2 separate regions of the Homo sapiens genome follow, and region 1 is linked to region 2. A link is a loop called in an ENCODE intact Hi-C map of the cell type or tissue named here. Cell type or tissue: CD4-positive, alpha-beta T cell. All regions are shown on one strand. Region 1 overlaps PPP1R37 (protein phosphatase 1 regulatory subunit 37). Region 2 overlaps RELB (RELB proto-oncogene, NF-kB subunit).

Region 1 (2,500 bases), 110 kb after region 2:
AGCTTGGAATTCTCCTAAATTCGAAGCCTGAGGCAGAATGGTTGAAGCAAAAAGAGGAGATTTGTTGTCTTATGGGTCTGAAGGGTCCTGAATAGTGTGGTGTCAGGCACAGTATCTCTTTATCAAACAATATCTCTTTAATCTCTGAGCTTGGCCGGGCACAGTGGCTCACGTCTGTAATCCCAGCACTTTGGGAGGCCGAGGCGGGCGGATCATTAGGTCAAGAGCTGGAGACCATCCTGGCCAACATGGTGAAACCCCGTCTCTACTAAAAATACAAAAATTAGCCGGGTGTGGTGGCGCGTGCCTGTAGTCCCAGCTACTCAGGAGGCTGAGGCAGGAGAATTGCTTGAACCTGGGAGGCAGAGGTTGCAGTGAGCCAAGATCACACCACTGCACTCCAGCCTGGCGACAGCGAGACTCCATCTAAAAAATAAAATATCTGAGCTTGGCTTTCCTCTGAGCTGGCTTCATTCGCGGAAGGCTGTTCCCTCCTGATGGGTGCAGGGATGGCTGCCAGTAGCTCTAGAAATGGGATGCAGTCTTAACCACCCTAGTGGGAAGAGAGCTCCTCTTTCCTGAGAGTTCCATCTCAGGGCGTAGGACCGGCTGTGGCTGGCTCTGTAACCTTCCTGTCCCTGACCGATCATTGTAACAGAGGTTGTGGGACGGGGCACCTATCCACTCCTAGAACCTTTGGGGAGGACAGCGGGGAGTCAAGGTAAAGTGAAGAGGCCTATCCAGGCTCCTGGGGTGAGAGAGATTGGGTGACCAAGGCTGGTCCACCCAGGGGAAGACAGGAAGAGAAGTGGGCCATTCTGGCCTCAGACCTCTTCGTCCTTTCCCAGACCCCACGCCAAGGCAGAGCTCCCTGTGGGATGAGTTTCTCACTTGACCTGAAATCTCTACTTGTGGGGCTGCTGCAAGTGCACAGGCTTCAGGAAAGGTGGACCACACCCCCTGTGCCCCAGGCTCCTTCCCGAGGGTGTGCAGCCCACCATCCAGATAGGGGTGGATGGTGCCCAAGTCGTGGGGGCTGACAAGCATGGAGAGTCCTGCAGAGAGGCCCAGCACCGGATTCCCAGGCTGCTCCTTGAGACGCTGTCCCACATGGGCCGGTCACTCACCTGCCATGAGACTCCCAACTGGGACCTTCCCTGCAGAGCCTGTGAGGTGGAACGATGGTGATGGTGCCCCCTTGTGGGGTAGGTGCATGTGGCAGGCACAGAGTGGTGGCAGCAACTGTAACATACGGTTCTGGAGGGCAGGGACAGGGGCCCTTCCTGTGTGCCTTGTGGTGCTGAGTGCCAGGCTGGGTGAGCTCACCAAGCCCTCCCTGGGAAGGTGCTGTTGATGCAGCAGGGAGGCCCAGGGCAGTCACTGCTCTGTGCTGTTGGCGACGGAGCAGGGATTGGAACCCAGGCGCCTGGCTTCGAGGCCCGCATGCTGTGGGGAAATGGGGCTCTGCCATGTTGGTGGTTATTTATTGTCGTGAACAAGAGCTCAGGCCTGGTTTCCAGGTGTGACTTTATTGCACCCTCGCCCTACCTCCCCGGCTTGAGAATTCTGGAAAATACCACAATAAGTGTTTCTTTTCTCTTTTGAGATTATGTAAATAATACTTGCCTCCATGCTCTTAAAAGAAAATGACATCTCTATTTCCATGTGTTGCGGTGTTTCCTGGTTTGGGACCCCACCAGCTATCCAGTCACCCAGGCTTGAAGCCAGGTTCTTCCCAGCTTCTCTCTCCACCCTGCCCATCCCTGTGCATGTAGCAGTGACCAGGTCCTATCGATTATCTGATTATCTGCCGGAAGCCTCAGGAATGGGAGCCTTCTGAGTCAGCACATCACCAGGAGCACGGCCTGTGGCCAGGCTGCTCAGGGGCTGGTGATGTTGGTTTCTTTCACCTTAATGTGTGAGTTGTGTAGTAATACGGTCCTATATCACTTAATGATGACACATTCTGAGAACTGCGTCGTTAGGTGATTTCATGGTCATGTGAACATCCTAGTGGACTTACACAAACCTAGGCCTGGTCAGGCCTGGTGGCTCACACCTGTAATCCCAGCACTGTGGGAGTTCTAGATGGGCGGATCACCTGAGGTCAGGAGTTTGAGACCAGCCTGACCAACCTGGTGAAACCCCATCTCTATTAAAAATACAAAATTAGCCTGGCGTGGTGGCGTGTGCCTGTAATCTCAGCTACTCGGAAGGCTGAGGCAGGAGGAGAATCGTTTGAACCTGGGAGGTGGAGGTTGCAGTAAGCTGAGATCATGCTATTACACTCCAGCCTGGGCAAGAAGAGTAAAACTCCATCTCAAAAAAAAAAAAAAAAAAAAAAAACCCTAGGTGGCATGCCTACTGCACACCTGGGCTACCTGGAATAGTCTAGTGCTCTTGGGCTCCACACCTGCACAGCATGTGGCTGTGCTGAGTACCCTCGGCAAGTGTAACACAGTGGTAGGTATTTGTGTATATGAACGTAGACAAGGGACAG
Region 2 (2,500 bases):
AGTCCCAACTGACATCTCAAGGATGAAAAGCTTTCAGCCCTGGAGTCTGCATGAGTCCGAGACTGTTGACTCTAAGCTTTTCAGAATCTCCTACTATTACAGCGGGGAGCTGGTTAAATGAATGGTTTTAACCCTATCTGACCCAGTGAGATTTGTAGACAATATTACCTACCTCTATTCACAGTCACTCCCAAAGTCCATATTTTATTTTATTTTATTATTATTTTTTTTTTGAGATGCAGTCTCGCTCTGTCACCCAGGCTGGAGTGCAGTGGCATGCAACCTCCGCCTCCTGAGTTCAAGTGATTCTCCTGCCTCAGCCTCCCGGGTAGCTGAGATTACAGGCACCTGCCAGCAGGCCCGGCTAATTTTTGTGTTTTTAGTAGAGACGGGGTTTCACCATGTTGGCCAGGCTGGTCTCGAACTCCTGACCTCAAGTGATCTGCCTGCCTCAGCCTCCCACAGTGCTGGGATTACAGGCGTGAGCCACCGTGCCTGGCCAAAACTCCATATTTTACACCAAACTGTAGTATAAAAGAGAAAGAAAAGGAAATTAATACAGCATATATAATCACATTTATTTCAATATGTAAACGCCCCACAGGATATATGAGGAAGGTGGCAGTTGTTTGTGACTATATATAGGCTCCTTGTTAATGCCGTGGCCACAAATGCAGCCTGACCCAGCTGCGCAGACTTAGTGACTTATATGTCACACGTGCAGGGTTGCGGTTGGTGAGGGGATTTTCCAAAGTGGCGAACAACTCTTGGTCTAAACAATTAGTGTGCTGGTTGCAATCTTTGAAAATTCAGTGGGTATTACAGTTATGGGAAACTCCAGCCTGGGTGACAGAGTTAGACCTCGTCTCAAAAAAGAAAAAGGAAAAACAATTATGGGAAAGAATATTATTGGTGTCAAACAGAGCAAGGGCCAGGTGTGATGCATGCCTGTAAGCCCAGATGTTTGGGAGACTAAAGTGGAAGTATTGCTTGAGTCTGGGAGGCGGAGGTTGCAGTGAGCTGAGATCGTGCCATTGCACTCCAGCCTGTGCGAGATCCTGTCTTAAAAACAAACAAACAAACAAACAAACAAATCCACTCAGCAACAATAGAGCAAGTTTCTGGGATCTGGTCATTTTAAACAGGTTTCTTATTGACTCGAATCTTTGGCAGGATGTTCAGAAGGCTTGCTGGCTGTGGGATGGCTGTGCGGGACTGTCCCTGGTATTATAAACTGTCCAGCATAACTGGTCCTGTCTACTTGCGGTAGGGTCCACATCAGTGTCAACCAGCCACCCCCCAAATCCCATTTTTCCCCTAGGGGGCAGCACTCCCCCACTGAGACCAATGGTTAATGGTATTTTATAGGCTTGGGCTTTAGAAGTTCAGAGCAGGCTTCAGAAGGTATTTAATGCCAGCAGGGCTGAGCCAGTGACTCAAAGCTGCCAAGTGGGACTGGCCCTGCCTAACGGGGCTGGTTTTTATTTGCTGCTGCCTGTGGCTGCTGAGCAAAAATTCTGGCTTCACTTGCTATATCTTCCTTTTTTAAAAAAGAAAAATCTGGGGAGGCCGAGGTGGGCGGACCACCTGAGGTTAGGAGTTCGAGGCCCTGGAGGCTGGGATCGCACCACTGCACTCCAGCCTGGGCAACAGAGAGAATCTGTCTAAAAAAAAAAAAAACAATTCTGGAAATCCGAAATAATGTGATGTCTTATAATTTTAATTGTGGGCTCCAAGTTTTTCCTAATCTTTTACTTGGAAAAAAAAGTTTTAGTTTTTTCCTGTCTAGTTTTTCTTTTTAAGTTTTATTGAGGTATAATTGATGTAAGAAAAATTGCACATACTTAATGTATACATTTTGATGAATTTGTTATTATTCCTTTTTTTTTTTTTTTGAGACAGAGTTTTGCTCTTGTTGCCCAGGCTGGAGTGCAATGGTGCGATCTCTGCCTCTCAGGTTCAAGCAGTCCTCTTGCCTCAGCCTCCTGAGTTGGTAGGATTACAGGCCTGTACCATCATGCCTGGCTAATTTTGTATTTTTAGTAGAGAGGGGGTTTTGCCATGTTGCCCAGGCTGGTCTCGAACTCCTGGCCTCAGGTGATCCACCCGCCTCAGCCTCCCAAAGTGCTGGGATTGCAGGCACGAACCACCGTGCCCAGCCCTTTTGATTAGTTTGGATGATAAAAGAATTTAAACCTAGAGACCAGGCGCGGTGGCTCACGCCTGTAATCCCAGCATTTTGGGAGGCCGAGGCAGGTGGATCACCTGAGGTCAGGAGTTCGAGACCAGCCTGGCCAACATGGAGAAACCCCATCTATACTAAAAATACAAAAATTCTTGGCCGAGCGTGGTGGCTCAGGCCTGTAATCCCAGCACTTTGGGAGACTAAGGCAGGCAGATCACAAGGTCAGGAGGTGGAGACCATCCTGGCTAACATGGTGAAACCCCGTCTCTACTAAAAATACAAAAAATTAGCCAGGTGTGGTGGCGGGCGCCTATA

Evidence for each region. Hi-C counts contacts between places; a loop is a spot of excess contacts. Peaks named below come from ENCODE experiments on the same cell type or tissue, not always from the same donor. Only the 100,000 strongest peaks of a DNase experiment are listed, where the experiment ranks them.
Region 1: it touches region 2 in a loop (8-fold over the local background); 11 of 110 quality-filtered maps call a loop at or near these places.

Annotation. Positions count from the first base shown.
Region 1 is chr19:45,125,031-45,127,530 of GRCh38, forward strand. The region is part of intron 1 of PPP1R37 (protein phosphatase 1 regulatory subunit 37); the gene reads left to right. Among named protein-coding and RNA genes, the nearest start is that of PPP1R37, 33 kb to the left of the region's middle. RefSeq lists an enhancer at 975-1,114. In CD4-positive, alpha-beta T cell, CTCF peaks have their summits at 1,204 (motif pointing left) and 1,403; a DNase peak (open chromatin) is centred at 1,201.
Region 2 is chr19:45,015,784-45,018,283 of GRCh38, forward strand. All of the region lies in intron 4 of RELB (RELB proto-oncogene, NF-kB subunit), which reads left to right. Among named protein-coding and RNA genes, the nearest start is that of RELB, 16 kb to the left of the region's middle. RefSeq lists a silencer at 1,232-1,441. In CD4-positive, alpha-beta T cell, a CTCF peak has its summit at 1,314 (motif pointing right); DNase peaks (open chromatin) are centred at 718 and 1,358; H3K4me3 peaks cover 357 bases; H3K27ac peaks cover 1,578 bases.